2 separate regions of the Homo sapiens genome follow, and region 2 is linked to region 1. Evidence: read pairs that join two places in POLR2A ChIA-PET (ENCODE). Cell type or tissue: HCT116. All regions are shown on one strand. Links, peaks and the distances in the headings refer to the core of each region. The heading gives the core; the rest is flanking DNA.

The links. Peaks named below come from ENCODE experiments on the same cell type or tissue, not always from the same donor. Only the 100,000 strongest peaks of a DNase experiment are listed, where the experiment ranks them.
Region 2: POLR2A ChIA-PET joins it to region 1 with 9 read pairs; 2 of 35 experiments call an interaction of 5 or more read pairs at or near these places.

Annotation. Positions count from the first base shown.
Region 1 is chr1:148,260,234-148,268,614 of GRCh38, forward strand. TRQ-CTG4-1 (tRNA-Gln (anticodon CTG) 4-1) reads right to left here and starts at 4,946; the gene lies at 4,875-4,946. It also overlaps the pseudogene RNVU1-22. RefSeq lists enhancers at 3,259-3,918, 4,481-4,776, 4,581-5,240 and silencers at 4,538-4,723, 4,891-4,970. In HCT116, for the core only: no CTCF peak of the experiment used is centred there; DNase peaks (open chromatin) are centred at 3,008, 3,468 and 4,788; H3K4me3 peaks cover 2,463 bases; H3K27ac peaks cover 2,924 bases.
Region 2 is chr1:148,399,023-148,407,403 of GRCh38, forward strand. RNVU1-3 (RNA, variant U1 small nuclear 3) reads left to right here and starts at 3,693; the gene lies at 3,693-3,853. It also overlaps the pseudogene PDE4DIPP6. RefSeq lists enhancers at 2,993-3,698, 3,324-3,553, 3,584-3,633, 3,644-3,693. In HCT116, for the core only: no CTCF peak of the experiment used is centred there; DNase peaks (open chromatin) are centred at 3,379 and 3,829; H3K4me3 peaks cover 1,301 bases; H3K27ac peaks cover 841 bases.

The DNA.
Region 1 (8,381 bases), core at 99-8,098:
TACTAAAAATACAAAATTAGCTGGGTGCAGTGTCATGTGCCTGTAGTCCTAGCAACTTGAGAAGCTGTGGCAGGAGAATTGCTTGAACCCAGGAGGCAGAGGTTGCAGTGAACCAAGATCGTGGCACTGTACTCCAGCCTGGGAGACAGAGAGTCTGTCTCAAAATACAAAAACAAAACAAAACAAAACAAAAACAATGGGTACATACAGCAGCACTTACAAGAGTTCATAGAAGGAATTGTACATTGTCAACTGATAGTGTGGAGAGAGCAGCCCCCTGCCCACCTGGTTGTGATCTCTGCACAACGCTTGCCCACAACCACCTTCTCCACTTAGTACAATGCAGCCCAGAACACCAAGGGGAGAGCCCCAGCAGCAGCAGCCTCCGCAGCCCGCTTTAGATGATAGATTTAGCTGAGCAGGGAGGTGGATGTGTGGTGTTTACAACCTCTGGTTGCATATACATAAATAAATACTTCCCATGAAGTAGAACCTCATCTAGAAAAAATTAGAAGTCATTTGGCTACAAGAAATCATGAAAGAAGAACTGGGATGTGATGTTTTCCCTGATGTTTTTCGTTGGCTCCCTAATGGAATAGGTTCCCTTACTGTTCTGGCATACAGATTCTCTTTGTGATTCTCATTCTTGTGTGAATTATATGTGTACTATTCAAATAATTAATGCTATATATTTACTGCTTTACTTCTGAGAAAACTGATTTTATGGTATCTGAAGACTAGAAATGATTCAACAAGTGATAGCTGCAGACTTAACTAAGGTCTCTCTCTCCTCTTTTTTTTCTTTTCTTCTCTTTTTCTTTTTTTTCTACTCGGTGTCACCCTTTCAATTGGGCTTTTGGGTGCTCTTAAAAATTCCTCAGTGAGGCAGCTCCTTTCCTCCCCTGCCCTCAGCGTGGGAAAGACTATCTGGGAATGAGCCTTCCTGGCAAAGAGGGACACCTTGGCTGAGCTTTTGATCATCAGTGCTTTCAAGAAGAAAGATTTTTTAAAGAATTCTTATCTGAGGAATGTGAGCCACTTCACATGATCAGAGACACATTAAATCAAGACAGCAACCACTTTCTGCTTCCTTCCTTTTGAGCTATGTATTCAACTGTTGAAACTGTTTGCTATCACCCCAGTTAGCTGTAAATTAATCTAATAATGCCACACCAAACACTGTATCCCACACCCTATTACAACGGATAGCCAAGCTCTCATCAACACTATTTCTGAAAACCAATGAGAATTCCTGACAGCCACCTTTCCATCAGCTCATTGTGTGTCCCCCTTTTTGACCTTTAAAAACCTGTTTGTGACAAAGGCCAAAGGGAGCTCAGATCCAAGGTTCTTGGGGTGTGAGTCTTCCCGGCAGCTGCCTTCACTTTGGCTCAAGTAAACTCTAAATTATATTTTGTGCTTCAGGGTCTTTCTTTTAGGTCAACATGTTCAGCAACAGTAGAATAAATAAATAAGTTGGCCTATATTCATACAAAGGAATACGCACAGAAACAAATAACCACATGAATAACATGAAAAATTCATAGATGTAAGACTGAGTGAAAGAAGTCAAACCTATGCCTCTGCTCCTGAGACCGACTTTGCAAAAATTATAACTGGGACAATTATCACAGCAAAAGAGGTTTGACCTAACTGCTTCCATCTTTTTTCCAGCGTCCAAGCTGTCCTTGTTCATTCCTGGGCACAGGCCAAAATAACTTTGAGAGGAACTTAGTTTATGGTTTAGCTGTGAAACAAAGATGATAACAGCTCTTTCCCAAAACAAACCCCCTTCCTGCCTGGGGACTAGACTGCCTTTGCAGGACTAACAAATTAGTCACAAGATTAGAAATGATGGTTTAGAAGTCATGCAGCCTCCAGCTTATAAGATTCTAAACCTCCCCAAATTGTTCCTGGGGATCACATCAGCATTGTAAAACCTAAGATCAGTGCGTGAGGTATTTTGTAGTCCTGCACTCGATGCATCAGCTAGCACCACCCAGATGGATAAACCAGCTCATCTGATCTTGTGGCCCCCACCCAGGAACTGACCCAGCTCAAGAGCATGCTTTAACTCCCTGTAAGTTCATCTCTGACCTGACCAATCAGAACTCCCAACTCACTGGCCCCCAACCACCAAATTATCCTTAAAAACTCTGGTCCTAGAATGCTCAGGAAGACTGATTTGAGTAATAATAAAACTCTGATCTCCCACACAGCTGGCTCTGGGTAAATAACTTTCTTTATTGCAATTCCCCTGTCTTGATAAATTGGTTCTGTCTAGGCAGCAGGCAACGTGAACCCATTGGGCAGTTATATTCCCACAAAACCCACTACACACTTTATGATTTGATTTATATGAAAGCAAAGGACAGGAAAAACTCGCCTGATAGATTTGGAGTCTGTGGAGTATTGTCAGAGTTTGGGGTTGTATTCTACAGATTAAAAGTAATCAGTTGAGCACCTCAAAATTTCCCCCCAATTTTTTTTTCTCCAAATTTGGACCACCTTGTTTCTCTCTTTGCAGAATATAAAGTGCTAACATGAGGTTAAGTGCTAAGGTCTAGAGAAGGTGGAAGAGATGACAAACTCCAGCACCATGCCTGCGTGTCCAGCGTGCTCTGCTGGGACAGCATATTTGTACATTGCTGTATTTGAAAAAACCCTACAAGATTCATGAAATTGGACCACTGTCCTTATAACACTACTAGTGGTAAAACAAGTAAGGATGGCTGGTTTGCAGTCATCTGAGCAGCATCTCTAGTTTCATAGATATGGTTTCTCTCTGATACTGAACGGCTTCCAATTTCAAGTAGAATGCTACATCAGAAGAATAACGATGGGAAGAGAACCGGTTTCTTGTGTAATCCAACATGTTTTAGTCTGCGCATTACAAACCATTATTTGAAGAAGGGTGGACAGGCTCTGGTAGCATGTTAGTCGGCTGAGTGGCGGAAGATGGGGCGGGAAAGTTGACGGAGACGGGAAAGGCGCTGTCGGTGACATCACGGATAGGGCGACTTCTATGTAGATGAGGCAGCGCAGGGGCCGCTGCTTCTCCACCTGCTGCTTCGCCACGAAGGAGTTCCGTGCTGTGGGAGCGAGTCCAGGACAGCTGGTCGGACCTCAGAGTCCCAGCTGTGTGTCAGGGCTAGGAGGGCTCGGGGACGCGCGGGGCAAGTGACCGTGCGTGTAAAGGTTGAGGCGTATGGAGCTGTGGCGGGGCGGAGGTGTGCAAATCCGTAGTTACCTGGGAGGGAAGATAGTATTGTGAAGATCGTTTTTCCAGAGTGAGGTTTTTTCTATTGTGTGTACTGATTCTTGCGATTTTCCTAAATGTAGGAAATTCCACTGCATAATTTGTGGTAGTGGGGGGGGCTGCGTTAGTGAATTCCGCTGAGATACTGCAGTGCAAAACGTGAGCTCTACGCGAAGGGCTACTCTTAGTTTCTATGGGTTTGTAGCTTTGACGGCATGTTAAGTGTCGTCCTTACTGTCTCAAGCGTGAGAAACAGAAAGTATCGCGTTACGGTCCTCTCCGCCGCTGTCGTGAGCTTATTTAACACAAACTAAGTGGCCGCAGGGCTCTTCCCCAACCTTTCTATGTGGGGCTGCTTTTTGCAGACTTTGCTTCATGGTCTCCAGTCTCTTGGGTTCTCTGTGAAAACCTTCGTGTTTTTTCGTAGCCTCCAGAGTCACCCTTCACACAGCCTCTGCTTCTAACCGCAGCCCCCGCAGTAGTTTGTAGGATTTCTGTGCTAGCAGGGAATGTGTTCTCACCTCCTAGAGCCAGGTAGAAACTCTACGCAGACGGGTGCTGTTCTTTGGGATGAGAGCAGTGTCCCCGTTCCGTTGTAGACACAACACGCTTGCTTTCTGTAGGGGAACGGCTCTCCCCGCGCCCAGGTGCCCTTGCTTATATTAACCAAGGCCCGTAGGTCGGAATCGCAGTCTCACCTGTCGGCAGAATGTGCTGCGATCTACCCCAACTACCCGAACTACCCAGCAATAAAATGGGACACATTACGGAAACATGAGATAAAATGGATCATCTCAAAAACATTATGCCGAGTGATGAAAAGAGTGCATCCTGTGTGGCGCCATCAAGGTGAATTTCTAGAACAGGTAAAACTAACCTGTATAGTGATAGAAAATACATCATTGATTGCTGGGGTAGGGGGAGGGCGGGACTGACTGCAAGGGCACAGGAGGACCTTTTAAAGTAATAAACACGTCATCAAACTTGAAATGGATGCTTTTATATATGCTTTTATATATTTTTAATATATTTTTAAAATGTATAATTATATTTAATATATAATTTTTATATATTTTAAATATATACAATATATATTTTTATTATTTTATAATTTTTTCAGGTATATATATCCTTCTTTATTATTTTTCCTTCTTTTTCCTTTTGTAGGGCCTGTGGGGGGACAGTCTAGCTAAAATATACATTCTTCTCTCTGTAGATATACCACAAGACCATGAGTCAAGTGTTGCCCGAATGTCCGAGGCCCAGGTCGCCCTGAGAAGGGGTGGGGACTTCCTGGGTCGCTGGGTCCCTGGCGGGGGGGGTCCGGGCCTCCGATTGCACGGGGCTAGGAGGCTCGCCCAGGAAGGGGACCCTGCAGGCTCGGTGATCCCAACAGGATGATTCAGCAATTTCCCCGTGGTCCGGGCCACTGTGATAACTCGGTTTCTGGGACCCCGAACACCGAAGAGGGAGACGAAGAGGGTGACATCGCGAGGCTGAGACAGCGGGAGCAGAAGGGACACCGAGACCTGCAGCGCAGAGCTTCTGAACATCAGCGGAATCTCCATTCCATTTAGGAAGTAAAACACGGCCTTACCATGCCAATGAAACACAAAGGTTCCACCGAGACTCGAACTCGGATCGCTGGATTCAGAGTCCAGAGTGCTTACCATTACACCATGGAACCATGCAACATAAAGTTGTTAAAGGTGTCTGAATTAGTTCCCACCCACCCATGTTAAGGCATTTCTTTAGATTCCACAAGCAACACTTAAGGTAGGTGGACCTGCAGGAAGGAGCCATCCTTCTTGCTTTCTCTCTGCCCTCTCCGTTGATCGACTTCTGTCATTTCATTTGCACCCCGGAAAAAGAGGCAAAATCCACTGTGGGTTTAGGGCCAGAGAAGAGCCCTTGAAGCCTCGGTCATAGAGTTTCCTGTGCCGAGGTGAAATTCCTTCCTTCCCTTCCCCTCCCTCCCTCCCTTCCTCCCTCCCTCCCTCCCTCCCTCCCTCCCTCCCTCCCTTCCTTCCTTCCTTCCTTCCTTCCTTCATTCCTTCTTTCCTTTCTCTCTCTCTCTTTCTTTCTTTCATTCAAGCTTCGGTGGCAGAGTTTCCTGTGCCGAGATTAACTTCCCTTCCCTTCCCTCCCCTCCCCTCCCCTCCCTTCCCTTCCCTTCCTCTCTTTTCATTGAGACAGAGTCTCCTTCTGTTGCTCAGACTGGAGTGCAATGCAGTGGCAGTGGGTGATCTCCCCTCACTGCAACCTCCATCTGTCGGGTTCAAGTGATTGTAATCCCCAGTGGCTGGGATTACAAGCATGGGCCACCATGTCCGGCTAATTTTTGTATATTTGGTAGAGATGAGGTTTTGCCATGTTGGCCAGGCTGGTCTCAAACTCTTGACCTCAAGTGATTCGCCCGCCTTGGCCTCCGGAAGTGCTGGGATTACAGGCGTGAGCCACCGCACCCAGCCCGGAGATGAAATATCTGCAAAATTTCTGTTATTTTCTTTATGCTTTCCCTCTTTTCCATTTGCCCAAGGAGGCCAGATGATTGTCAAAACAGGACGTGGGACTTCCTGGGCACCTTGCCCCCTTCCTCCCTGTAGTATATAACAGAAGACAGCAATCAAGTGAGATTGGGAAGCAGGGAATCCTTTATTTTTTTATTCATATACTTCTATGTTTGTTTGGTTGGTTGGTTTTAACAAAATTTTCTCACCAGAAATGGAGATTTGTTGGATTTAAAATAAAAGCAATCAGCCATGTTTTACATTTCTGTAAAACACTCAAACCAGGCCATACTCTCCTATTTTGACTCAAAATCAGCCATATACTGTCCAGGTCAGGAGGCAGGCCCCTGACATTTAAGCACAGTGTGTTTTCTCAGAATTGGCCAAGTTGATGCCATTCCAGTTTCTCAATATATCATGACCCATTAATTTCAGTCTTTAAAAGTAAACACGTATTGTTACTGAAAGCCCAGGAATTCGGTCTAGGCCCTGCTGCTCAGCTCACAGAAAGCCAATCATTAAGACATTGAGTATTGCTGAGGAAGAAGGCTTTAATTGGGTGTTGCAGCTGAGGAGATGGGAGATCAGTCTTAAATCAATCTCCCTGATCAACTAAAGTGAGGGGTTTATGTAGCAGGGAAGAACTGTAACTGTGGGTGGGAAAAGAGGAACTAGGGAAGGGTGAGGAAGCACTCATGATGAGTGAGGGGTCTGGCATCTCATTGTCTGGAGGCTGTCATCTGCTGAGTTTCAGGTCTATGACGCTTTTTGAGAGGCCTGAGAGGCCTTTGCTGAGGAAGGAACTCAGATAAAACAAATGTCCTAAGTTTCAAGCTTTAAGACCAGAAGGGTCCATTTCTATGTCTATCCAAAAACACTGTCTGTGGGACTCTTGGGTTGATTTCAGTCCCCACTTTCTATTTGTCAGTTCCTCAATCATGGGGAATCTGATCATCCATCTTTCTGGCTGCATCATGTGGAGGAGGGGCATCCTGAGCAGCTTCACACCATGGGTGACTGCATGGCCACCCAGGAATCAAACATTCATCTAATACTGTAGTTTCTCCTGAAACACAATCTTCCTCTGTCCAGTTCCCCATTTCCACTAAAGACAAAACACAGCAGGACCAACCTAAAGAAGCTTCAGTCCAATATACTTGGCCTGATTACCCACACAAAGTGCAGCAAGAATCCTTGTTCATACAGGCTCTCCTAAATAGGCTTTGCTGGAATATTTCACAACGCCATTTCAGGCAAAGCCCTGGGAAAATTACCAATTCCTCCACCTGTGTCCTGTTATAAAAGAAAACAGAATCTTATTGAACTTATGCAAACAAACACATTGTCATGAGTTAAGAATATTCAGTTTACAAATTCTGTGGAAATTCGGCAGACAGAGAAAAATATGCCTCAAATTCTGTTTAGAAGACTATTCTACTCAATTGTTGCAGGCTATAAATAGCTCAAAAGGAAACAAGTTCTCCAGACTCTGAAGAATCAACAATGTTTGAAACAAACAAAGGCCATAAAAACTTATTTCAGTCCTCCATTAGTTTGATCCATGCAATCAACTCGTGCTCTGTCATATTCAGCTAGCAATCTCTATGAACACATCAGTCTTTCTATTAGTGCCCTGGAAATTTTCTCTTAAGTTCAATGGCACAATCTCCAAAGTTATCAGAAACCTGCATCCAAGAGTCCTTTTCATGGACTTCCCCAAAGAAGCAACGCCTGGAATGTAACTGATTATAAGTCACTTTTTAAGAAGAATCAAAGCAAAACAACAATTGTGGATGACAAAAGCCTTAAGACAACCATGGTTATAGATACAATTGACAAGGGAATTCTGTTGCTTCTGTGGCACACAACAATTTAACATAATAATCATAATTATTACTGACAGCATAGCAGAACTCTAGGAATCTCATACAATCCTGGAACACACATTAACAACACATCTGTGTCAATAGAACCCAAAGGAAGTGAAACACCACCTCAGATATGACAATGCTTCTTGCATAATTCTACATAACAAATAAGCCTAAGAAGCCTAATATATCTCTCTTGGACTTCAAGAACCTAATATCCAAAAAGTTAATTTGAGGCCCAAAAGGCTGAATTTAGAAATTTTACTCTTAGAAATTTTGCCAGATATCAAAGTTTTGAGACACTTGACATCACAAAATAGGATCACAGATCACCTTAGAATAGTCAGTCATTCAGCCAAAATGATAAAACAAAAATGTTCACCCTTTGATACAAAGGAGGCTGAGTTTTCTAAACAGTAAGAACTAATGAAGACATGAGGCCAACTCTATCCGTCTCTCCCTTTCATTGTTTTGCCTTGCAGTTTACTTTGAAAGTAAACAAAAATATTTTATGTATTATTAATACTGCACAAACATTTTGATCAAAAGAGAAAACCAAATTTTACCTTTGTGTGGTGTATTAAAATGTTAAAGCTAATTTTAGTAAAACCTTATACACAAATTTAATTATAATCAGTTTGAACATGAGGTAAGAGTTCCAAAAACCTTTCATAACCTTTTATACTTTTGTATTAAAGAGTAGATAAATGCTGTAGAAAACCCTGATATTGCAATACACGGGCC
Region 2 (8,381 bases), core at 74-8,073, 140 kb after region 1:
CCGAAGTGCTGGGATTACAGGTGTGACCCACTGTGCCCGGCCTGAGGCTCATATTTTTATGTGACTCTGTATTAGTCAGGGTTCTCTAGACAGACAGAATTAATAGGATAGATATACAAAGTAGTTTATTAAGTATTACACTTACTTTTTTTGTCTTTTTTTTTCTTACTTTTTGTGGAAAACAGGGTCTTGTTATATTGCCCAGGCAGGTCTCCAACTCCTGGGCTCAAGCTATCCTCCCGCCTCTGCGTCTCTGAGAGCTGGGATTACAGGTGTGAACCACCACACCTGGCCAGGAGTTTATTAAGTATTAACTTACACAATCACAATGTCCTGCAATAGGCTGTCTGCAAGCTTAAGGAGCAGGAAAGTCAGTTCAAGTCTCAAAACTGAAGAACTTGGAGTCTGATGTTCCAGGGCAGGAAGCATCCAGCACAGGAGAAAGACGTAGGCTGGCAGGATAGGCCAGTCTGGCCTTTTCATGATTTTCTGCCTGCTTTATATTCATGGGCAGTGGATTATATTGTGCCCACCAGATTTAGGGTGGGTCTGCTTTCCCCAGCCCATTGACTCAAATGTTAATCTCCTTTGGCAACACCCTCACAGATACGCCCAGGATCAATACTTTCATCCTTCAATCCAATCAAATTTGTGAGAAACAAATTCACCTGTCTAAACCCAAACAATGAACTCAGAGACCCAGAGAACAGCGAAAGTGAGACTTTTAATGACGGTCTTGCAAGATCGGGTGTCTGGCATGCAGGCACACCCAGCACAGTTTCAACAAGCAATTTACGCCCTAGTGCACAGGTCCCTCCCTCAGTTCCTCATAGGCTGAGTACTAGCCTTCCACAATCTTCCTAGACATCACCTATTGATTGTTCTTCAAGTACATTCTTTAGGGTCTTTCTGCTGCATTTTATTGCAGCACACGATGCATTATGACTCTCAGGATTTTTCAAACATTTGACTTACGGCTCTAGTGGCTGCACTTAGCTGATAAGAAAGGGTACAATTATCTATGTTGCAAGCTAGCTTAAACTAAATTTCTTTGTGGAGTGGGGAAGGGGTAGATGAGGGGGCCCCCACCGATAGATGCCTGGCCACTGGGTGAAAGGGAAAGAAGGAAGGTGGAGGGGGTGGCTCAGTACATTCTGCTTCTTTATTTCTTTCTTTCCAGGTAGCCTGCCTAAACCTATACCAAGCCACTTAGAATTGAAAATAGATAATCACATATAGGTTATTTCCTACTATTCCCTCCTTTTTCTTTTTACCCTTTTTGGTGTCATTTTCACTTAAATTGCTTTTTCAAACTGTTCCAGAATTGTTTACTTTTTTTTTTCAGATGGAGTTTTGCTCTGTTGCCCAGGCTGCAGTGCAGTGGGGTGATCTCGGCTCACTGCAACCTCTGCCCCCCAGGTTCAAGCGATTCTCCTGCCTCAGCCTCCCGAGTAGCTGAGATTATAGGCGCGCTGTAATTTTTGTATTTTTAATAGAGACAGGGTTTCACCATGTTGGCCAGGCTGGTCTTGAACTCCTAAACTCAGGTGATCATGAGCACCTGCTTCAGCCTCCCAAAGTGCTGGGATTACAGGCGTGAGCCACCGCGCCAAGCCAGAAGTTGTTTACTTTCTTTCTCATAGGAGGAGGAGTTTATTTGGTTTCTAATAATAGTAGGTTATTTTGTTGGAACATCAGGGGCATCTGTTTACTGAGAGTTGTTTTAATAAACCTTAGTGTTATATATATATATATACATATATATATAAAATATATTACATCTATTATATATAGTAGTAGTGTTAAACCCCTTACACAAGTATTGATGCAACATCGTATGTCAATGACAGAATCTGTTAAGTTGGAAGAGTATACTGTAGAAGGTACATACTTCACTTTTTTTTTTTTTTTTTTTTTGAGATGGAGTCTTGCTCTGTTGCCCAGTCTGGAGTGCAGTGGCGCAATCTCAGCTCACTGCAACCACCGCCTCCTGTGTTCAAGCAATTCTGCTGCCTCAGCCTCCCAAATAGCTGGGATTACAGGTGCCCACCACCACATCTGGCTAATTTTTGTATTTTTAGTAGAGACAGGGTTTCACTATGTTGGCCAGACTGATCTTGAACTCCTAACCTCAGGTGATCTGCCCGCCTTGGCCTCCCAAAGTGCTGGGATTATAGGCATAAGCCACCACCCTGGCTCATAGTTCACTATTGAAACAAACTTTTTTTTGTGTACAGAAGAAAAAAAATCGTACAGTTAACAGTGTCAGAGATAGTGAAAATATGAAACAAGAACTGCTTACAAGAAAGGAGCACTCAGGGGACCAAACCTCTGCCAGAGCCAGCGGGGAAGTGACTTATGCCTCTCTCTTCTTTCCCTCCTGTCCCCGCCCCTCGTCTCCCGCAATGAAGCGGGTACTTAATCTGTGTCCTGTGGAGGTCCCCTTTGGCAGCCAGCTGGAAGCCCGTGCACCCTTCTTCAAATAATGGCTTTCAATGAGCAGACTAGGACGTTTAGGATTGCAAAGGAAACCGATTCCTTTCAAACCTGATTATCTTTGTGATGTGGCACTGTTTGCATATCTTCCTTAAAATGCATTAAAGGCCACTGCACTCCACCCTGGGTGACAAGAGGTGACTGTGTCTCAAAAAAACCAAAAACACTCCCCCCTCACCCCAAAGCATTAGACGTCAAGGCTGGCAGGGATGTCTGTTCTCTTGAAAGTTCAATATCAATTCAATACTTTAAATTCACTGTAGTTTCAATCCATTGGTATGGAAAGTGTTTTGAATTATTGTACTGATTTTTTTCTATCCTCTTTCTGATACGCATGCTAATCGTATGGACCTTGGACATCTACCTTCCTGAACTTTTCTCTCCTGTTTTTACATTATTATTTTGGTTTGTGGGAAATATTCTTGACATTATCTTCAACTTAATTTTTGTTCTTGCTTCTACTATTTTAGTTTAATTTCCAAGTATTTTGATATTGAACTTTCAAGAGAACAGACATCCCTGCCAGCCTTGACGTCTAATGCTTTGGGGTGAGGGGGGAGTGTTTTTGGTTTTTTTGAGACACAGTCACCTCTTGTCGCCCAGGGTGGAGTGCAGTGGCCTTCAATGCGTTTTAACGAAGATATGCACACAGTGCCACATCATAAAGATAACCAGGTTTGAAAGGAATCGGTTTCCTTTGTAATCCTAAACGTCCTAGTCTGCTCATTGAAAGCCATTATTTGAAGAAGGGTGCACGGGCTTCCAGCTGGCTGCCAAGTGGGACCTCCACAGGACACAGATTAAGTACCCGCTTCATTGCGGCAGACGAGGGGCGGGGACAGGAGGGAAAGAAGGGACAGGCATAAGTCACTTCCCCCGCCGGCTCCGACAGCGGGTAGGTCCGCTGAGGGGCGTTGGGTGAGGCGGAAGAGCAGACGGGGATCCGGAAGGCGTTGTCGGTGACATCACGGAGAGGGCGATTTCTATGTAGATGAGGCAGCGCAGGGGCTGCTGCTTTGCCACGAAAGAGTTCCCGTGCCGTGGGAGCAAGTCTGGGACCGCTGGTCGGACCGGAGAGTCGCAGCTGTGTGTTAGGGCTAGGATGGCTCCGGGATGCGCGTGACGCAAGTGACCTTGCGTGTAAAGGGTGAGGAATATGAGGCTGCGGCGGGGCGGAGGGGTGTGAGCTTATACTTATATTTATCTGGCAGAAGAAATGTTATGATCACGAAGGTGGTTTTTCCAGGGCAAGGCTTAGCAATTTTACTCTGGATGTGCTGACCCCTGTGATTTCCCCAAATGAGGGAATCTCGACTACATAATTTGTGGCAGTGGGGAACTGTTTGTGCTTTCCCCTGGATTGCTGTCGTTTTAAAAGTGGATTTTGTTTGCTGTGGAAGCATATACAACGCGTTAGTATAAACTAATAAACAGGTCTTTGTTCCCATCTGTCACTTACTTTCAAAGTAAAGATTTTGTCAGGTAGTGGTTGGTTCTCACGCTTGTAATCTCAGTAGTCTGTGAGATGCATTGATAACTTTATGTTAATACCGCTCGAGCTCTGGAGTTTGATGTCAGTGTGGTCAAATATGGTGGACCCGTCTCTACTAATCTCTTAACTTTTTTTTTTGTTCTATAGAAATAAAACTAAGCTTTTCTTTTCCCTATGGGAGCCCACTGTAAACATTTATTAACAGCAAACAGTTCACTGGAGTGCATGGCTTACTGCAACCTCTGCCTCCTGCCTTCAAGCTATTCTCCTGCCTCAGCCAGAGAATACTCGATCTCCTAGGTAACTGAGATTACAAGCGCAGGCCACTAAAAAATTAGGCCCGGCTAATTTTTTGAATTTTTGGTAGAGACAGGGTTTTACCATGTTGGCCAGGCTGGTCTTAAACTCCTGACCTCAAGTTATCCGCCCGCCTCGGCCACCCAAAATGTTGGGATTACAGGCCTGAGCCACCGCGCCTGGCCTGTTTACAGACTTTACAGACAGATTTTGTTTACAAGCTTTACACGCACGGTTCAGTTGCAGTTAGTGTATATTATGCTGGGCCCAAGACAAGTGTCTTTTTTTTTTTTCCCAGTGTGGCCCAAGGAAGCCAAAATTTAGACAACCCTGCTCTAGAGGGTTTGATTCATGTTTCCACTGGGTTATGCTTATTGCCTGTAATTCCATTTGATATTTTCCAAATTTGATTTTTTAAAAAGCGTTTTCCTGAAGCACCCTAAAGCTTTCCTAATAATATGGGAACTTAAACCAGATTGGATGTGACAAAACCCTGCTGGAATCCTGCAACTTCTAACCTTAATGTTAGATCAAGAAGCAAAACACCCACCAGTCCAAGGGTCAGGGAAGATGAAGATCATGCCTGAGCTGTAACAACGCCCTTCCCAGTATACAAAAGCGTGTAACAGCCACTCGAATTCTATCTTCCAAGTGTCTCCTGTTGCCCAGGCTAACCTAGAGCTATCTAAAGATGGCAAATCTGGGAAATGTGCATTCAGCTTGGCAAAACTGATACATTACAAATCCACCACAGTCCACTTCTTCTCAAAGTGGCATCAATGTGCACCTTCCTCCTCCTCCTTTTTTCTTCCTCTTCCTCATCCTCTTCTTTCTCTTCTTCCTCCTTTTTCCTCCTTGTAAAGCCATACTTAAGGTTCAGATAAAGACAATAGGAAAATCATACTTTTTCTCATTCAGTGAAAATATGCCAACCCTTTCCCCAACAGGATAAAGTCTTTTATTTGTCTTTGAATGATGTTCACTCCTTTTTTAGCTAGATCACATTCCATATTTGCTATCCTGTAACCTAAATATTGAGATTTCTAAAAGTTAATTATTAATGAATATGATAGCGAGGATGATGGAAGACGAGAATTCTCAAGAAAAGTATTGGTTAACATATAACCAAATGTATTCATCTCAAAATAATGAAGAAATACTCCTAACTATTACAAGTCCTCATTTCTGCAACTGTCACTGGCCCTAGCTGGTATTTGTAACTATCTTTACATCTTGCTCTCACAGCCATTTCCTTTGGGCCTGGGCCGGTGGACGTGAGCGTGGGAAAGACCAGAACCCGCGGTGCCCCCCACCGCACTATCCTCGGGTCTCCAGAGGTGGGATCCACTGGGCAGGGGCCTTTGCTGGATTCTAAACCGGCTCTGGGGATACAAGAACAGCTGCCTTTGAGAAACAGTTCAGGTCTCTATATTCCAGACTTCTTAGTAGGACTAAACCCTTAATTTTCACCTGGGAATTCATGGTTCTCCTAAAACCCTGCGGTGGAATGCCTTCCTTCACCGAGCATTTATTGGGCACCTACTAGGTGCTAGGGTGGCTCTGGGCGAAGGGCTGCAGCCTGTGCAAACTCCAGGTCCCTTTCCTGTGGATCCCACCTCTGAGGACCCGAGGGGGACGCAGTGAGGACACCACGGGTTCTGGTCCTTCCCACGCGCGCGTCTGCTGGCCCAGGCCTGGCAGAAATGACTGTGAGTGCAAGGTGTGAGCGGGGCTAAGAATGGGAAAGAGAGTGACTTTCGCCTGAGAAGCTGCAGTTGTCGCCTGTAGAGGGGCCGGCGACTTTTGAGACGGTGAAGAGCAGGCGGAGGAAGCAGTGAAGAGCAGACGGTGAGGAGCAGGTGGACCTTTGGCCGTTGGAGTCCCCCAGCTGACTCTGCCAGAGTAGAACGTCCAAAGTGCCCAAAGACTCGACTCTTGGCTTCATTGTCTCCCGTATTATGGGTTTCTGGAGTGCGCGGGATTGGACAGGCATCAAATACATGAGATTATCTGCAGCCAGAGGTTAAAAAGCCATTTCTGGTATCAGCAAATGAGTTTAAGACACAAGCCATTGGAGTCTCTGTGGCGCAATCGGTTAGCGCGTTTGACTGTTAACTGAAAGGTTGGTGGTGCAAGCCCATCCAGGGATGGCACCTTTTGCTTAGGCAAGATTCACACTTTCTGTTTAAAGACTTTAATCCTGGGAATCCTCCGGACCTCTATTAGCTTTGAATCAGATGCCAAAATATGCTGCGTGAAGGCTCAAGTTCCATGGAAGTTCCTAAAAACAGGAATATTTCAGCAAAAGTAATTTTTCAATAGAGCCTGAGCCTGGGGCTTCAGAGCTTACACCAGAGCCACTGCACCTATTTCATCACCTCCTGAAGCTGGGTTTTTACAATTGCACATTCCTGGAAATCCAAAACTCCCAATAATTGAAAACAAGAAAACCCCAGTCTTCACTTGTGGTGAAGCCTCAATTTCTGGGTTGAAATCTTGGTTCATTCATGACGTGACTTTTAAAACCTTACTGGATTTTCTGTACCTCAATTTCTTCGTCTATAAAAAAGAGCAGCCAGGCGCGGTGGCTCACGCCTGTAATCCCAGCACTTTGAGAGGCCCAGGCAGGTGGATCACCTGAGGTCAGGAGTTCGAGACCAGCCTGGCCAGGGTGGTGAAACTCCGTCTTTAATAAAAATATAAAAATTAGTCAGGCATGGTGGCGGGCGCCTGTACTCCCAGCTACTTGGGAAGCTGAGGCTGGCAGGCACCTGTAATCCCAGCTACTCGGGAAGCTGAGGCAGGAGAATCACTTGAACCCGGGAGGCAGAGGTTGCAGTGAGCCGAGATCATGCCATTGCACTCCAGCCTGGGCAAAAGAGCGAGACTCCTTCTCAAAAAATAAAAATAAATAAAAAAGAAAAAAGAAAGAAAGAAATTTTTCCTGGCACATTTCTATATGTTCCATTCTGGATGACTTGCTCTTCAGGCTTATCTCACAGCTGTTATCATAATATCTCTCTTTACTGCACCATCTTGGGATTTCCATGACCTCTCTCTTGTTAGATCCCCTGCTTCATGGATCTCAAGGGGGTGCATTCCTCACTCACTTCTTCCTTTTGATGATGCATATCCTTCAAGACCTCCTATAAAGTGGTTACCTTAGAAATAAACTTTTTGAGACACTGCATGTCTGAAAATGTCTTTTATACCCATAAAGTTAATTGATATTTTACTAGATAGAGATACAAAAAGATAGGTGGAAATAATTTCTCTCTGAGATTTTTGAAGGCACTGCTTTTTTTTTTTTTGTGACAGTCTCGCCTCGCTCTGTCACCCAGGCTGGAGTGTGGTGGTGGGATCTTGGCTCACTGCAATCTCCACCTCCCAGGTTCAAGCGATTCTCCTGCCTCAGCCTCCCCAGTAGCTGGGACTACAGGTGCCTGCCACCATGCCCGGCTAATTTTTTTATTTTTAGTAGAGATGGGGTTTCACCATGTTGGCCAAGCTGGTTTTGAGAGCGACCACTCCTCATATTGTCTTACACTTAATTTCTTGTTTGCTGAAAAAGTGGAGGTTGAAAGAATGGGCAGAAGTGAAAATCACGCTCAGACAACTGGGTGCCACATTTCAGGCCTGGTTGTTAAAATTCAACTGCTGACCTCACCAATTGTGCTGTCTGTAAATTCCAGACATTGTATAAAAAAGCATTATGAAATTCCCTTTTCTGTCCTGTTTCATTCTGATTACCAGTACATGCAGCCCCCAGTCACGTACCCCTCGCTTGCTCAGTTGATCATGACCCCCCCCCCATGCAGCCCCTTTAGAGTTGTGGGCCCTTAAAAGGGACAAGAATTACTTGTTTGGGGAGCTCGGTTTCTAGGATGTGAGTCTACCGATGCTCCCAGCTGAAAAAAGCTCTTACCTTCCACAATCCGGTGTCTGAGGGATTTTGTCTATGACTCCTGCTACAGTTTCAAACTCCTGACCTCAAGTGATCCGCCTCCCTTGGCTTTGCAAAGTGCTGGGATTACAGGCCTGAGCCACAACAAGAGCTCCCGGCCCTTGTTGTTTACTGCTTTCCATAGTCATTTCT